Linked DNA regions of Homo sapiens: regions 2, 3, 4 and 5 are each linked to region 1. Evidence: chromatin contacts called from ENCODE Hi-C or POLR2A ChIA-PET data. All regions are on one chromosome and are shown on one strand. The core of a region is the stretch at or near the end of the contact, and the rest is flanking DNA. Distances in the headings are between cores, read along the strand shown.

Region 1 (2,700 bases), core at 85-2,584:
TAACTTGGTGAATTGTAGTCTAGTATGATTTAAGTTTTGCAAATTATAATGAGTTATAATTGTGACTCAGTTATATTTGTACATAATAATATTGTACTCAATTTTGTATGTACATTTTAAAAATAGGTTGGAGGTACATACAACAAACTCGGCATCAATTTTTCTGAGGAATGGAACTGAGGATGAAGAAACTTCACTTCTTGCCACGTTGACTTTTTAAATATTTGACTTTTTTTATAAGTGTCTATCACTGTTGTAGTAATTAACAAATGCAAATCTACAAAACAAAACAAACAAAACAGTAAGGCTCGTCAGTAAAGGACTTAGAAGTCATGCTTACTCCATGTTAACTGCCTACTGTGCTCAGCATGGCAGAGATCACTGCCTTGCAGAATGAGAAAAAGGTAGTAGAATCCCTGATTGCAAAGGATAGTTAGGGGGGGAAACAAAAGATAAGTTCAGCACGTTAAAAGTGACTGGGAAAATGATCTTTTCAGGGTTGGATGACACAGGCACACAGACAAAAATTTTATACAGAATTTTACTCAAGACCATTCACGGACTCTAAGCGTAAGATTTCTTTTTTATTTAGAGATTTCTAAAAGAGATGTTCTGATTATTCAAAGACTCTCTACTCAGAAATGCCAAAATGTGAGAAATCAACATGAGGACCACAGCAGAAGGAAACAGAGAATGGAGAAGGGAACCAGGCAGCAATTCAACAAATATTCCTTGGGCATCTCTGCGCTACCAGAGGTATGGAGGAACCCAGTGACTGCTTGAAAAGAATGTTCTGGTTACTCCACTCCAGTGATTCGCTAGGCGCTGATCAGCCGTCCAGATTTTGTTAGATTTCTGGGACCAGTTTCCCACAGTTGTTTAGTCACGGCTCTGTGCTCCGTGACTAAACAACTGAGGCTCATTCTCGGTGGTCTTGGTTTTCTAATCCGTAAAATGGAAACAATGGACTAACTCTTACATTTCTTTTTAAGTCTGATTTAGGGTGAAAGGGAAAGGTGAAAGTGGCCCGAAATTAACGAGGAAAGGCGGGGGACGATCCTACAGATTCGCTGACGTGGTAGTCCTTAGGGATGCTCCTCTCCATTTTGTTTCAGGTCGCTGCGGTGAGCACCACGGGTCTGAGTGCCAGCGATGGTTTATCACGGTGACAGGAAAACACAGACCAGCAGCATCTACTCCAGCACTACTCACACTGTGGAACTCTTTTCACCGTGATGCCAGATAACTAGGTAATTCCGGAGTTAATTCTCCGTCGTTTCCAGAGTACTTGCCTCCCCAGAATTACTGGTACCGTAGGTGTTTGCACAACCAGTGAGAAGACGGCACCACCTGGAATCCTAGAGCGGACCGGAAGTGAGCGTGGCTCACCGGGCCCGGCCGGAACCTACGGGCACAGCTGCGGGTGTGTCTGCGGAACCTCCACCTGAGCTGTAGAGTGTTTCCCTCGACCCACTAGTCTGGGTTCCACAGGGTCTGAGCTCCTCAGAGGTGGGAGCTGCGGCCGAGGGAAGGGTGCATGTGCGCGGCGACAATCGGGCCTCTTCCCCAGGCAGCTTGTGAGCCCCTCTCCCTCTCCGCCCTCGCCCAGGCTGCTCCGATCTTCGTTTCCTTGCCTAGGCTCATACACCCAGGCTTTATTTAGGGCCAAAGTATCCGTCATAACCTCGGTTTTCTGTCTCGCAAGTATCTTGCCGCTCAATTTGTGACCCTGAAGCTTTAGTGAGTCGCTCTGTGCTCACTATTTCTGGTCTTTTCAGAGGATGGCTTCACTTTCAATGGAATTGCCCGAGTAACTGCCCTGTGTTGTCACGTAAACAAGTCCTTTTAAACTGAGTCTGTAGTTGTCCTGTGTTGAGTGTTTTCTTATATCAAAAACTTTCCTGACCAAGAACAAAAAAGGAGCTCAAGTAAAATCACCCATTTGCCTAGACCCCAACTGGAGAGAACCTTTGCCTGAGCTGTCTAAGCTCGGGATGGAAGCAGTCTCTAGGGTCTTCCCAGCCTTGGCTGGCCAGGCTCCAGAAGAACAAGGGGAGATTATCAAAGTAAAGGTTAAAGAAGAAGACCACACTTGGGATCAGGAATCAGCCCTACGTAGGAATTTGTCTTATACCAGGGAACTCTCTCGTCAGCGCTTCAGGCAGTTCTGCTATCAGGAGACACCTGGGCCCAGGGAGGCTCTGAGTCAACTGCGGGAACTTTGCCGTCAGTGGCTGAACCCAGAGATACATACCAAGGAGCAGATCCTGGAATTGTTGGTGCTGGAGCAGTTCCTGACCATCCTGCCTGAGGAGCTCCAGTCTTGGGTGCGGGAGCATAATCCTGAGAGTGGAGAAGAGGTGGTGACTTTGCTGGAAGATTTGGAGAGGGAGCTTGATGAACCTAGACAGCAGGTGAGAAATTGGAGGTGCCATCTTCTGTGGAGAATTTGGGTGCATGGATCCAGAATGGAGTAATGGGAGTAATTTCGCGCTGGTGGTTGGAAACCCTGGTTTGGGGCATTATTTCTTATTTGATCACTGGTGTAGATGAATAGATGCGTGCATATGAGATAACAGTTTTTGTGTATGATACAAATAATTAAATGATTTAACCAAATGGAAAAGCTTGATCTATTTTTTACCAGTAGAAAATATATTTTATGTAGTGACTATGAGATTAAAGAAATATACAATAGTA
Region 2 (2,700 bases), core at 52-2,551, 380 kb after region 1:
AGCCATTTTAAAAATGAGACATTCCCAGCAAATAAGCAGTAAGATATAGTGTTTTAATATATGTTTAAAAATGCTATTTCTCAAAATAAAAACAAAAGAAAAAAGCTCTCACTCTTACATAGTGAAGTTTTTATGAATAAAATAATATGCTTGCTTTAAAATGCAGAAAGACAAAGTTTGAAATATATGTTAAAAATATTGACAAAATATTGTTAATTTTGAGGCTGGGTGATGGATATACGAGGCTACATCATATCATTTTTTCCCTTTTTTTAATATTTTACATTTCCATAGTAAAAAGTTATAATATGTTTAACACCTTTTTTTCGTTGTATAAGTATCCCAAATGTTGTAGTCTCTGCACGGAAGGAATTAATAAAATGGTCAGGGAGAGTGTCAGTAGATAAGCAAATACACTATGCTGATAAAAGCAAAGGCTGAGTGAGGCTTAATACACTATTTGTCGGAAATTCCTTAAAAAAAAAAACCTTAAAAAAAAAACAAAAAACGTAGACGAGACTAGAGAATTGAAGAAAAATCACTGTTCATGGGATTCAAACCTGTGCGGAAAGTGCTCACTGGTCTGAAGGCTCTGGGTGGTTGCGACCCCATGCTCTAAGCTGGGGCTTTATCTGCGGCGAAGCGCAGGAGGTACAACTTGGCGACGCCACGAAACCTAACATGCTCCACAAGGTCTTGCAGGGGTAGCGGCCGGGGTTTGGGGAGGGACGTCTCTGTAGGTTTACTTTATTCCTGGCTTCTGTCTTCCAAGATCCCTCACACCTTAACAACAACAATAATATTGGCAAACACCTAAATAGCGCGGACTCCGGCTAGCGCTCTCGCAAGCGCTTTCCATGCATTAATTCATAGAATCCCAGAATCACCCTTAGAAGGTGCCACCCAGGGTCACGCGGCAAAGAGTGGCCGAGCTGAGGCTTTCCCCGGGTCTGTTTCCACGGCCCATGCTCTTAACCATCACGCTGTATTTCAGAAGCGAGAATCTTAAATTATTTTTCCCCAAAGCGCAATGGAGACGCAATCGAGTTTGAGTGGTTTGTGTGAGACTGGGGGGTGGGGTGGGGTGTGAAACCCGTGGTGTCAAAAAATCAAAAGCGGAGAACAAAGCCTTCTGAAGACCAGAAGCCACTTTTAGGACCCAGTTTCCCAAATATCAACCCCAAAGCTGTAAAACGAAGTTTGCTCAGTGAGCAGTTAAGGAGCTCTCTCGATATCTCCGGTGGCTTTCGAATGACGCTACTCCGAGCCGCGGCTCGCTCCGAGGCGGGAAGTTGGGTTTACAATCAGTTCTACGCGCTGCCCCGCGGCCCTTCCCCTGGCCACAACCTCTGCATCCACCCAAATCAGCTGCCCCTGTTTGCAGCCACGAGGGAGTCGGGAACCAAGTCCGGACCACCGTCTCCTAGAGAATTACATGTCCCTGCACGCACGGAGAATAAAGCCAGGAACGATAAGTGGTAAATTATAGGGAATTTGGGCGGTGGTGACATAGTTAACGCCATTCTCGCCCTGCTGGGACGCGCACTTTGCGTTTCTGAAATTCTCAGTCTATATGGTGTGATATCCCAGGAAAGCTGCCCGAGTCCTCCCATTTGTTGAGTACCCTTCGATTCATTCTGTGGGTAAATCAACTGTTAGTAGAGGAAATTGAAATTGTTTACATATTCAAAGCCGTGAGTGCGGGGGCGGGACGTTAGGGTAGATGGTGACCAGGAGGAATTTCCAACATTTTCCCGTCTTAAGATCTGGAGCCCAGCAGGGCCATAATTTTCCACTCAGTTGTAATTGGTGCCAAGTAGCTTTTGGACATTCCAAGACCACAGATGTTTCTCTCAAATTGTCCTCCCACCCTGTTAAAATCTGTTGGGGAGCGTAGCTTACTTGCTCTCTCACCAGAAACGCGGAGAAGGTGGATGCAAGAAGGACTTTGCGGAAATCGAACCAGTACTGGAGCACTGCCTGAGTGCTGGGATTAAGAGCCCTTATCCAGTCAGCCAAATGAGGCCCGTTCTGTAGCTGAAGGAATTGCTTTCCCAGATTCTAATGAATCAGTGCTCACTTGTTTTTTTGCCCGAGTTTTTTTTATTTTTAAGATTGTGGTTACCTTAAAAAAATTACAAACATTCCTAAAATTCTTCCTTTAACATCACTTTTAGGAGAATACAAAACTGTCATATATCCAGAATTAAATAATAAACATTTTTTCTTTTTCCGTTTTCCGGGAGTGTCTGTTTGCCCTTGTTGAGGATCTTTGATATGGCTTATAAGATTTTACTGCTATGGGCCAGGCTGTACCTTATCAAAAGTGTATATTGTTTGATAATCCAGTGCTGAAGGCTGGAAGCCAGCATTTCCACGGAGATAAGAATCCCTTATAAGAAATTACATTAAACTTTGACCCTTGCCTACTTGTCTTATTTAGTGTTTGGAGACAATTCTCAGAGAAAATGTCTGCTTCTCAATAAATTGTGGCAAGAAACAAGCCAAACATTCTTCTTACCCTCTCAGTTGATCTTTCAGCGATGAATCTTTAGACATTTTCCACTATTTTTATTTCCCCCAGTTTCATTCAAAATGCTCTCTTTATTTGGGATTTTCATTCAGGTCTTTCGGATTGTGGATGGCAGTTGCTCTCCTAAGTAGACACTACCTTACTTTTTTCTGATGTCTAGAGTTTTG
Region 3 (2,700 bases), core at 86-2,585, 400 kb before region 1:
GTGATTCTAAAATTCTGAGCAGTAACGAGCCCAAGCGTGCACCTGAGGAAAGAGTAAGGGCACACAAAGTCAGAACAAAGTATGTATGTATTTGAGCCAGGGCCTCGCTCTGCCACGATCAGAGCTCATTGCGGCCTCGAACTTCTGGGCTCAAGAGATCCTCCCGCCTCAACCTCCGAGCAGCTGGAACTACACGTACACGTGACCGCGCCTAGTTTTTCTTTCTTTTCTTTCTCTTTCTTTTCCTTTCTCTCTCTCTCTCTCTTCCCCCCGCCCACCCCCCCCCCTTTTTGGTAGAAACGGGGGTCTCGCTTTTTTGTCCTGGCTGATCTCGAAATCCGAGGCTTCAAGCGACCCTCCCGCCTCCGCCAGAGGAAGAATGTAAACGGGACAGGAATGTGTCTCTGCTCCCCCGCCCTGGCGAGGGACTTGCTAGTATCCTCTATCCAACTGCTGGCTGAATGTGTTCTCTCTAGGAATCGAGGAGGACTGCCTTTCTCGCTGGTTCTATTTCAGTCCCGATCCCACAGCTTCAGTCCAACCGGTTTGCTTTGTTTGATAGGCTGGGCATGAGAGTGAGATTTGGAGCTATCCTCACAGATTCCTGGAAGTTGAACAGATCTCTGATGAGTCCTCTCTTTAGAACTAAACTGATTCCCCCAGGACCTACCAACTTGAGGAATTTTCTGGGAAGCACTTAGGTACCTGTACGGACTTGTCAACAACTGCCATACGTAAGAGACTCTAATTCCAGCTTTACTGTGCATGACCAGAAAGCTTGAAATTGAAATCTTGATGCCATCCCATAGTTAACCGAGATTTTCCAGGTTTATATATAGTTCAGAATTCAAAGTTCTGAAAATCTAAGAGCTTTCACAACTCTGCGCTTTTGCTTCTCCTGAGACGCTTGTCCTGGAATGCTGGTTTCCATTTTGTTCCCTAATAAAAATCTTGTTCATTCTTCAAAGCCCACTTCAAATAGGGTCTTCCCCACCCCACCTCCAAATCTCCCTCTCTCTCTCACATACACACACCCCATTGTATTTTTCCACACTTCATTTTAGCAGGTAACTCTGTGCCCAATAGAAAATTTACTCACTTGGCGGGGCGCGGTAGCTCACGCCTGTAATCTCAGCACTTTGGGAGGCCGAGGCGGGCGGATCACCAGGTCAGGAGATCGAGACCATCCTGGCTAACACGGTGAAACCCCGTCTCTACTAAAAATACAAAAAATTAGCCGGGCGTGGTGGCGGGCGCCGGTAGGCCCAGCTACCTGGAGGCTGAAACAGGAGAATGGCGTGAACCCAGGATGCAGAGCTTGCAGTGAGCCGAGATGGCGCCACTCCACTCCAGCCTGGGCGACAGAGCGAGACTCTGTCTAAAAAAAAAAAAAAAAAAAAAAAAAAGGAAAACTTACTCACAGTATCTGTCTCCTTCATTCCCCAAGTACGGTGAGAAGAATGATGATGATGATAATATTAATAACACGGATTTGGATAATTGGCTGACTGCTTTTGTGTATTATGTTATTGACTCATCGCAACTTTATATAGTAAATACTGTAATACTTTTATTCCCATTTTACAGTTGAGAAAATTGGGATTTGGGGGGTGTTAAGAGGTGAGATTTCTGTCTTGGTCATTTTTCATTTTCCATAGTGACTAGTGTAGTACAAGCCTACTGGCTCTGAATATTTGCAGATTGATTCCTTGACCCTAGCTGTTGACTTTTTTTTTTTTTTTTTTTTTTTTTAGTAGTCTTTCACATTCTCTTTCCTCCTCTTGTCTTGATGCATATTTTGGTTTTGTTATATTTTTTCGACGTTCTCTCTGAGCTGACGAGTAAACGGTAGCAAGTCTGGTGAATAAACAGAACCTACCGTGCCAAAATTAGGGAATTTTTTTTCCTATGGACAATGAATAATAGCTCAGATGAGAAGGAAAGAAACTGGTAGCATTCGAAGAAGAGTTCTTTTTCTCTAATCCAATTAGCTTTATGTGGAAAATGAAAGAAAAGAAAAGAAAAGAAAAAAAGAGGCATTAATCAAGATAAGTTAAGCCAGACAGTTCCTTTCACAGGGGTCCCAACCAGACTGTTTTCTGAAAGCAGAGGCATAAAAACTAATGAAGCAAGAGATTCTTGCTGCACATAGAGGAGACAACGTGTGATATCACGAAAAGAGGGTGCTTTTCAAGAACTGATCACCAGCAGGCCTAGAGGGTTGAATTCCTATGAAACATTAGATTAAAAGGCTTCCGTATATACAGGAATTTTACAAACCATATTACTTTTATGTCTATGTCAAAATAAGATTTCTTAGTCAAATTGATCTTATGTATGTGTCAAAGTTTATTAATTCAAGGACAGAACTGACAAGATGACAAAAGAGTGTCCCATCTCAAGGAAGTTTTGGAAACTGTGAATATATGGAGCCAGGGAAGAGAAGAGAAAGTGCAATTAATTAGAAAAAGTCCTGCTTCATTTAACTGGATCATAACAACATCACATCCTGGCTGGAAGCGGTGGCTCACGCCTGTAATCCCAGCACTTCGGGAGGCTGAGGCGGGTGGGTCTCTTGAGATCAGGAGTTCGAGACCAGCCTGGCCAACATGGTGAAACCGCGTCTCTACTAAAAATACAAAAATTAACCTGGAGTGGTGGCACGTGCCTTTAATCCCAGCTACTCGGGAGGCCGAGACA
Region 4 (2,700 bases), core at 201-2,700, 280 kb before region 1:
TGCTTAGGTTTGATGAAGTGGATAGTCCCATAGCAGTATAATTGGATAAAAGGGGGTATGATCTAATGGTTATAAACTGGGGTGAACTTAGCAAAGCCTGTTTATTCAGGTTCTCTTTGGCATCTCTGTGTCTTCGTTTATTTCCTCCAAGTACATTTTCTCCCCTCTGAATTGACGGTCTTATCACCTACTTTAATTGGAAGATCAGGTAGCTTTCATGGCCCGCTTCACGGAACAAGGGCCCAGAGAAAAACGTTTCTGCTTCTGCTGTTTTCTCAAATGCCGAGGTGTCGTATTTTGGGAGTAGTGTGACCTGAACCCAGTCAAAAGACGTCCGAGTCTTTCTAATCTCTGGGTCATAGGGTCGCCTTTGGCCTATGCATTGTACGTATACAGTATGGCATTTCGCATGTCTGTCCACTTCTAGGCGCACAGTCCAACTGGCTTTGACTGGTCAGGAAGGCCAGGCCTGGATCTGGGGTTGGTACTATAGGTTAGATGTTTTCAGGTTTTGAAGGAGAAACAGGTCCCTTAAGGATGAGAGCGAATCAGAAGAAGACAGACAAAAAAGGATTTAGGATTTGTTCCAGAAGCTCATTTCTGGATTGACTGTCGTACCAAGGTTTGGCGAACGGCGGCAAGCGCTTGCCAGTTTGTCGAAGAGTGGAGAGGTCAGTTGTGCCAAGGAGTGGAGAGGTCTAAGAACTCTCCAGGAGCACGGAGGGTTTATGCAGTCATAAATCGCCTTGCTTCTGCATACTTTTTATTCCGTGGAGGATTCCGCCCGGGCGATGGCGCCATAAATGCAGGTGCGTCCTGGCTCTTTTCTCTTCCCAGTGCGCATCTCGGCGACTCTCACCACCCGAGTCTCAGAGCCCGCGAAACGTAGCGTGCCAGGTTCTCCATCCCGAGGCTGGGCGCGGGAACCTGCAGGGGCAGTAACTACGACCGGGACAAGCCGATCTGCAATTCCCCTCCTGTTTTCTCTGCCCCTTGGACTTAAATTCCCACGGCGGCGTTTAGGGCTTTCGTTTTATCTTTCTGCGTTATGCTCGCGGTTTCCTGGCAACCTTTCCAAGCAGAATCACCCCATCACAGACCTTTCTCTGGGGGGCGGCCAGGCAGGACGGCTCCCTTATAAACCCCGATAGGTGGTTGTCGAGCGGCCGTCCGAGAGGGTGACCTGCAGCGGGAGATCCCAGGCCCAGCACGGGACTTTCGATATAACATTCAGTTTTCCTTCTCTCAGCGCAGTCAGGAAACAATATCCAGTATAGCGAATTCAAAATTAAGTTCGACAAAATATGCTTCTTGGCACGACCGATAATAGTAACAGGTCATAGAAATATTTTGGCCCACGTTGAGCGTTGGGGGGTGTAGCTCAGTGGTAGAGCGCGTGCTTAGCATGCACGAGGCCCCGGGTTCAATCCCCGGCACCTCCAGCTTCATTTTTCTCCCGCCTTTTCTCCTAGATGTGCCTTGTTTGCAAAATCATGTCTATCATGTCCACGACTCGCCTCAATTTTTTTTCTTTTGTTTTTGTGGCACTTTCATTCTCTCTCAATTCTTCAAATTCACATGGAAACCAAGGAAAACAAGCTCCGTTTTGCTTTCAATATTGATGCATTTCTGCTCTAAGGCTTTGACACCACCCTGGGTGGCTGTGTCAAGAGATGAAAGACAAAATGAAAGAGGCCGCGGAAGCACAGACTGGCAGAATTCCAAAACCCGAAAAACAAGCAAGGCACCAAATTAACAAGCCCAATCACATTGGTTACATTTCCCAGTATTATCGAAGATCAAGCAAGAAAGAAAAAGACAGAAAACAAATGCGAAACCACAGGTAATTTTTTACAATTTATTTTAGATCCTTTCTTTTTTGAGCTGTTCCTTGGTCAAGGGACAGACCCAGAAAATAGGAAAACTGTCCCACGGATTTCCCCACCACTCTCTTCCCATCGCAATCTCTTTTCTTTTCCCCCATCAGGTGTCCTCTTGTTCGTCCGATTTTAGACTTTGTAAGCTTTTTGTAGGCTTTTTTTTTTTTTTTTTTTGGAGACAAGAGTCTCACTCTGTCTCCCAGGCTGGAGTGCAGAGTGCAATGGCACCATCTCGGTTCACGTGCAAGCTGTGCCTCCCAGATGCAAGTGATTCTCCTGCCTTAGCCTCCCGAGTAGCTGGAATTACAGGCATGATGCACCACCATGCCCGGCTAATTTTTTTTTTTTTAGTGGAAACGGGGGTTTCACCATGTTGGCCAGGCTGGTCTCGAACTCCTGAACTCAAGTGATCCACGATCCACCCGCCTCTGCCTCCTAAAGTGCCGGGATTCCAGGCGTGAGCCACCACGCCTGGCCTACTTTGTATGCATTTCTTTGACTCATTGTTATTGTTTCTGACTTTATTAGGGTAACTTTTATTAAAGCATAATGTAAGCTTTGGATCCAAATAGAAGTTCTTTATTGTGTTAAATAAATTGAAGCCTTCGTATCTGGCTGACTTGAAGCAGCACTTAGCTAGTTTTAAAAGATATGGAAGGCAATCAGAAAACAAAGATACATATCCCCACTCCCTTCTCTTCCCAATTCTAACCGCAGCTCACATTTTGAAGGGCCTCACACATGCATGTGTGAACATCTCAACATATTAGCGGTGGCAGTTATCTGTAAGGAGTCTGCAGCAACATTAATTCTTGCCTCC
Region 5 (2,700 bases), core at 149-2,648, 360 kb before region 1:
TTTGTTTCCTTTCTTTTTTCATATGGAATGTTATTGGTGGCAACCTGGTGGTAAGCCATTCCAGAAGAATGGTAAAAGATAACCAAGTCAGTAATTGATAATTAGATTCTATACCTTCCACACCCCTAGTACAACCCTCCACCCACTTTTTCTTATCTCAGCACTCTAAAACTGGCAAGTTTCTTGACTCTGGTGTTGTTAAAACAAAGACAATTGCCAAGCATATCTGAAAAACATTTGAAAATGCTACCAGCTCTATCTCCAATTGGTATGCAGGGCGGGAGGGGAGATGAGAATTTTGGAGAATTTAATTCTTAGTGAAAATCACTGTTTTGTAACTGAACATGGTTCTATTAAACAGCAATTACCCGTTCTGTTCCATCAAAGCAATGTCCTTAGATTTTTTTTTCCCTTACCAGACATATTGTACACTTTTCTATAGAGAAAGCAGAGAAAGAACAACGTTTTGTCAACTTCCTTTGTTGTCTTACTCATTTTGGATCAAGAAGAAGTAAAATGGCAAAACAGACGCCTTGCCCCCTCTGAGGTTCGAACTCAGGACCTTCAGATTATGAGACTGACGCGCTGCCTACTGCGCTAAGGAGGCAACTGTCTCTCCCGCTTAACCAACGGCTCTACCAAGATGATTATGAGGCATTTTAATAAGGTTTTACGTTCTCTGAATTACAGTGTTTCAAAATAAGGCGTAACTATGATTCAATTCACTTCTAAAACACTTTGGATGACAAAACTACGTAGTACAAGGCAGGGGCCAATTCCTAAACCAACCTCGTTCTCCCACAGACCTTCCTAAGGAAACTTTAAGGGCTGCGAAGGCAATTGAGTCTGGACTTTGCGAAAGGCCTTCCTGTACGGGGCCCTGGATTTCTCATCTCATTTCTGGGCCAGGAACGAGGAGTCTTTCCCTCTATGATTAGGGCTTTCGTAGATGTACCGCCTCTGAAACGAAGACAAGACAAATAATAATGAGTTCACTCTTTTCCTCCCTTGTGAAGTTCCGTGGAGACACTCGGTCCCCTGAAGTGGATGAAGGGCGAGGGGAGGAGGTCTCAGGATTTTTCCTCGCTTTTCTTAGAAGCAACAGGCTCAAACCAAACGGTTGGCCTTGCTTACTCCTGAAGTCGAGAGGCTTACTCCCTGGAATCCAAGTGGATGTGGAGCCCATGGCGTCCTCTGGCGCTCTCGGTCTCTTCGACCCCTTTTTACTGTGTTGATGATAAATGGGGCAGGATTCCCCTCCTGCACCACCTGCAGCATCCTGTCCAGGATCCATCTGGGAGCTGAGAAGAAGCAAAGTGTCAGGGATCGGGGGTTCTCGGGCTATGCTGAGAAGCAAGGAATGCTGAAGAAGGGGCCTGAGGGAAGGGCTTATGGTGATGTGGGAATGGGAATGAAAGGACTGGAAAGGGGCGACAGTCACTTGGGTGAAACTGAAAGCGGCGACGCACCCTGTGGGTGGTAGCGTGGCCGAGCGGTCTAAGGCGCTGGATTAAGGCTCCAGTCTCTTCGGGGGCGTGGGTTCGAATCCCACCGCTGCCAGTGTGAGGTATTTTTTTTTTCCCCCTCGTCATTCTGACCCAGTAAAGTTCCATTTTCAAGCCTTGTGTGGGCAGTTCTCACAGCTTCCTAAGTGAGACAGGTTCCTCTTCTGTTTTCCTAGGGGCCACAGATAACACCCATATGTACAGTCCCACAAACGGTGCCCAAATGTTTCTCGATTTAGGGGCTCAGACATCTCGTCCCCTAGTTATTCCCTTCAGTGGCCTTCATGTGTTTTCATTCACTTTGCGAAATTTGTGAACCAACCAAGGGCAATCCTAAGGAAAAAGTACAACCTTCTTAACTCCAGACTCAAGAATAAATAAGCCACGCACGCTCATCTGCCCTATTTTCCATTGTCTTCTCCAAGGGATAAATGTGCTAAGGCTGAAAAAACAAACGAACCAACAAAAGAAACAGTCACCAGACACCTAGAGCCTTTCCCGCTTCACCTATCCTCAGAGAGCAGTTTAAGGTCCTTAGTTGAACACAGTTGAAGAGTTAGCTTTTGAGATTCTGTTATCTTCTTAAACAGTAAACATTTTTTTCTTTTTTTTTTTTAAGAAATAAGGTGGAGGCTCATAGAATAGAAAGAATAACACCTGTTTTAGGGAAGAAGGACTTGATCCGTTATTTACCTGGATCTGGGGTAGTTTAGACCATCTTTTAAGGCTAGGAGACTCGAGGAGATAGAATGGAGAGTTTTTGTGTGCAGGGAGGTGGGTAGATGCTTAGGAGCACTTTACAGTCGCCTAGGCAGAAGTCTTCTAATTTCACTGCTTCCTTCCTCACCTTCCAAAAGATGTATCCAATACATACTAATTGAGCAGATATTTTGTAACAGGCACCTTGCTTGAAAGGATGAATGCCAGCAAATGATTCCAGGGTTCCTTAGCAATTTAGTCTTGAGAGACTAGAGAGGCACATTAAGCATAGTTGACAAATAATTAATATTAAGATTGACTAAAGTAGTAATTTATATCTGAGTATTTCTTCCAGACACGCTACGTATATATGTGGTCTATTTGTTATATGTTGTTCTCACAATTACTAGATAAATAACCATGTTATCTTAATAAAGTTAAGATTTGAAAAAATGAATTACTACATCCAGCACTATAACATCCTAGTTTGGTCATC

Evidence for each region. Hi-C counts contacts between places; a loop is a spot of excess contacts on that map. ChIA-PET counts read pairs that join two places held with the same protein, here RNA polymerase II (POLR2A). Pooled maps may share reads with other maps.
Region 2: a loop to region 1 is called in a map of chondrocyte, with 3 times the contacts of the local background. The contact joins the enhancer-like site here to the promoter of ZBED9-AS1 in region 1. A Hi-C loop is called at or near these places in 3 of 168 maps with a recorded cell type or tissue (MCF 10A, PC-9 and chondrocyte), 3 of 37 single-sample maps with no recorded cell type and 9 of 50 pooled maps. POLR2A ChIA-PET finds 5 or more read pairs at or near these places in 1 of 52 experiments (HepG2).
Region 3: a map of chondrocyte shows a loop between it and region 1 (3-fold over the local background). The contact joins the promoter of HCG15 here to the promoter of ZBED9-AS1 in region 1. A Hi-C loop is called at or near these places in 1 of 168 maps with a recorded cell type or tissue (chondrocyte), 8 of 37 single-sample maps with no recorded cell type and 7 of 50 pooled maps. POLR2A ChIA-PET finds 5 or more read pairs at or near these places in 2 of 52 experiments (HepG2 and WTC11).
Region 4: a loop to region 1 is called in a map with no recorded cell type, with 11 times the contacts of the local background. The contact joins the promoter of LINC01623 here to the promoter of ZBED9-AS1 in region 1. A Hi-C loop is called at or near these places in 3 of 37 single-sample maps with no recorded cell type and 3 of 50 pooled maps.
Region 5: a map of chondrocyte shows a loop between it and region 1 (2.2-fold over the local background). The contact joins the promoter of LINC01556 here to the promoter of ZBED9-AS1 in region 1. A Hi-C loop is called at or near these places in 3 of 168 maps with a recorded cell type or tissue (chondrocyte, heart right ventricle and mammary epithelial cell), 18 of 37 single-sample maps with no recorded cell type and 11 of 50 pooled maps. POLR2A ChIA-PET finds 5 or more read pairs at or near these places in 3 of 52 experiments (HepG2, OCI-LY7 and activated naive CD4-positive, alpha-beta T cell).

Annotation. Positions count from the first base shown.
Region 1 is chr6:28,586,012-28,588,711 of GRCh38, reverse strand. It overlaps ZBED9-AS1 (ZBED9 antisense RNA 1), which reads right to left and starts at 1,334. Exons shown (of 2, transcript NR_186619.1): 1 at 980-1,334. SCAND3 (SCAN domain containing 3) reads left to right here and starts at 1,414. Exons shown (of 4, transcript NM_052923.2): 1 at 1,414-2,414. The coding sequence starts at 1,995. RefSeq lists an enhancer at 918-1,794.
Region 2 is chr6:28,206,357-28,209,056 of GRCh38, reverse strand. No RefSeq gene overlaps it. Among named protein-coding and RNA genes, the nearest start is that of TRS-GCT5-1, 5.3 kb to the left of the region's middle. Within about 2 kb of position 1,301, at least 4 of the 41 ENCODE cell types and tissues checked have a DNase peak (open chromatin) inside an H3K27ac peak, as active enhancers do.
Region 3 is chr6:28,983,384-28,986,083 of GRCh38, reverse strand. It overlaps HCG15 (HLA complex group 15), which reads right to left and starts at 1,335. Exons shown (of 3, transcript NR_135289.2): 1 at 1,100-1,335.
Region 4 is chr6:28,862,427-28,865,126 of GRCh38, reverse strand. LINC01623 (long intergenic non-protein coding RNA 1623) reads left to right here and starts at 1,450. Exons shown (of 2, transcript NR_033379.1): 1 at 1,450-1,843. TRA-AGC2-2 (tRNA-Ala (anticodon AGC) 2-2) reads left to right here and starts at 1,371; the gene lies at 1,371-1,442.
Region 5 is chr6:28,942,482-28,945,181 of GRCh38, reverse strand. It overlaps LINC01556 (long intergenic non-protein coding RNA 1556), which reads right to left and starts at 1,398. Exons shown (of 1, transcript NR_103538.1): 1 at 644-1,398. TRL-AAG2-2 (tRNA-Leu (anticodon AAG) 2-2) reads left to right here and starts at 1,479; the gene lies at 1,479-1,560. TRM-CAT3-1 (tRNA-Met (anticodon CAT) 3-1) reads right to left here and starts at 607; the gene lies at 535-607.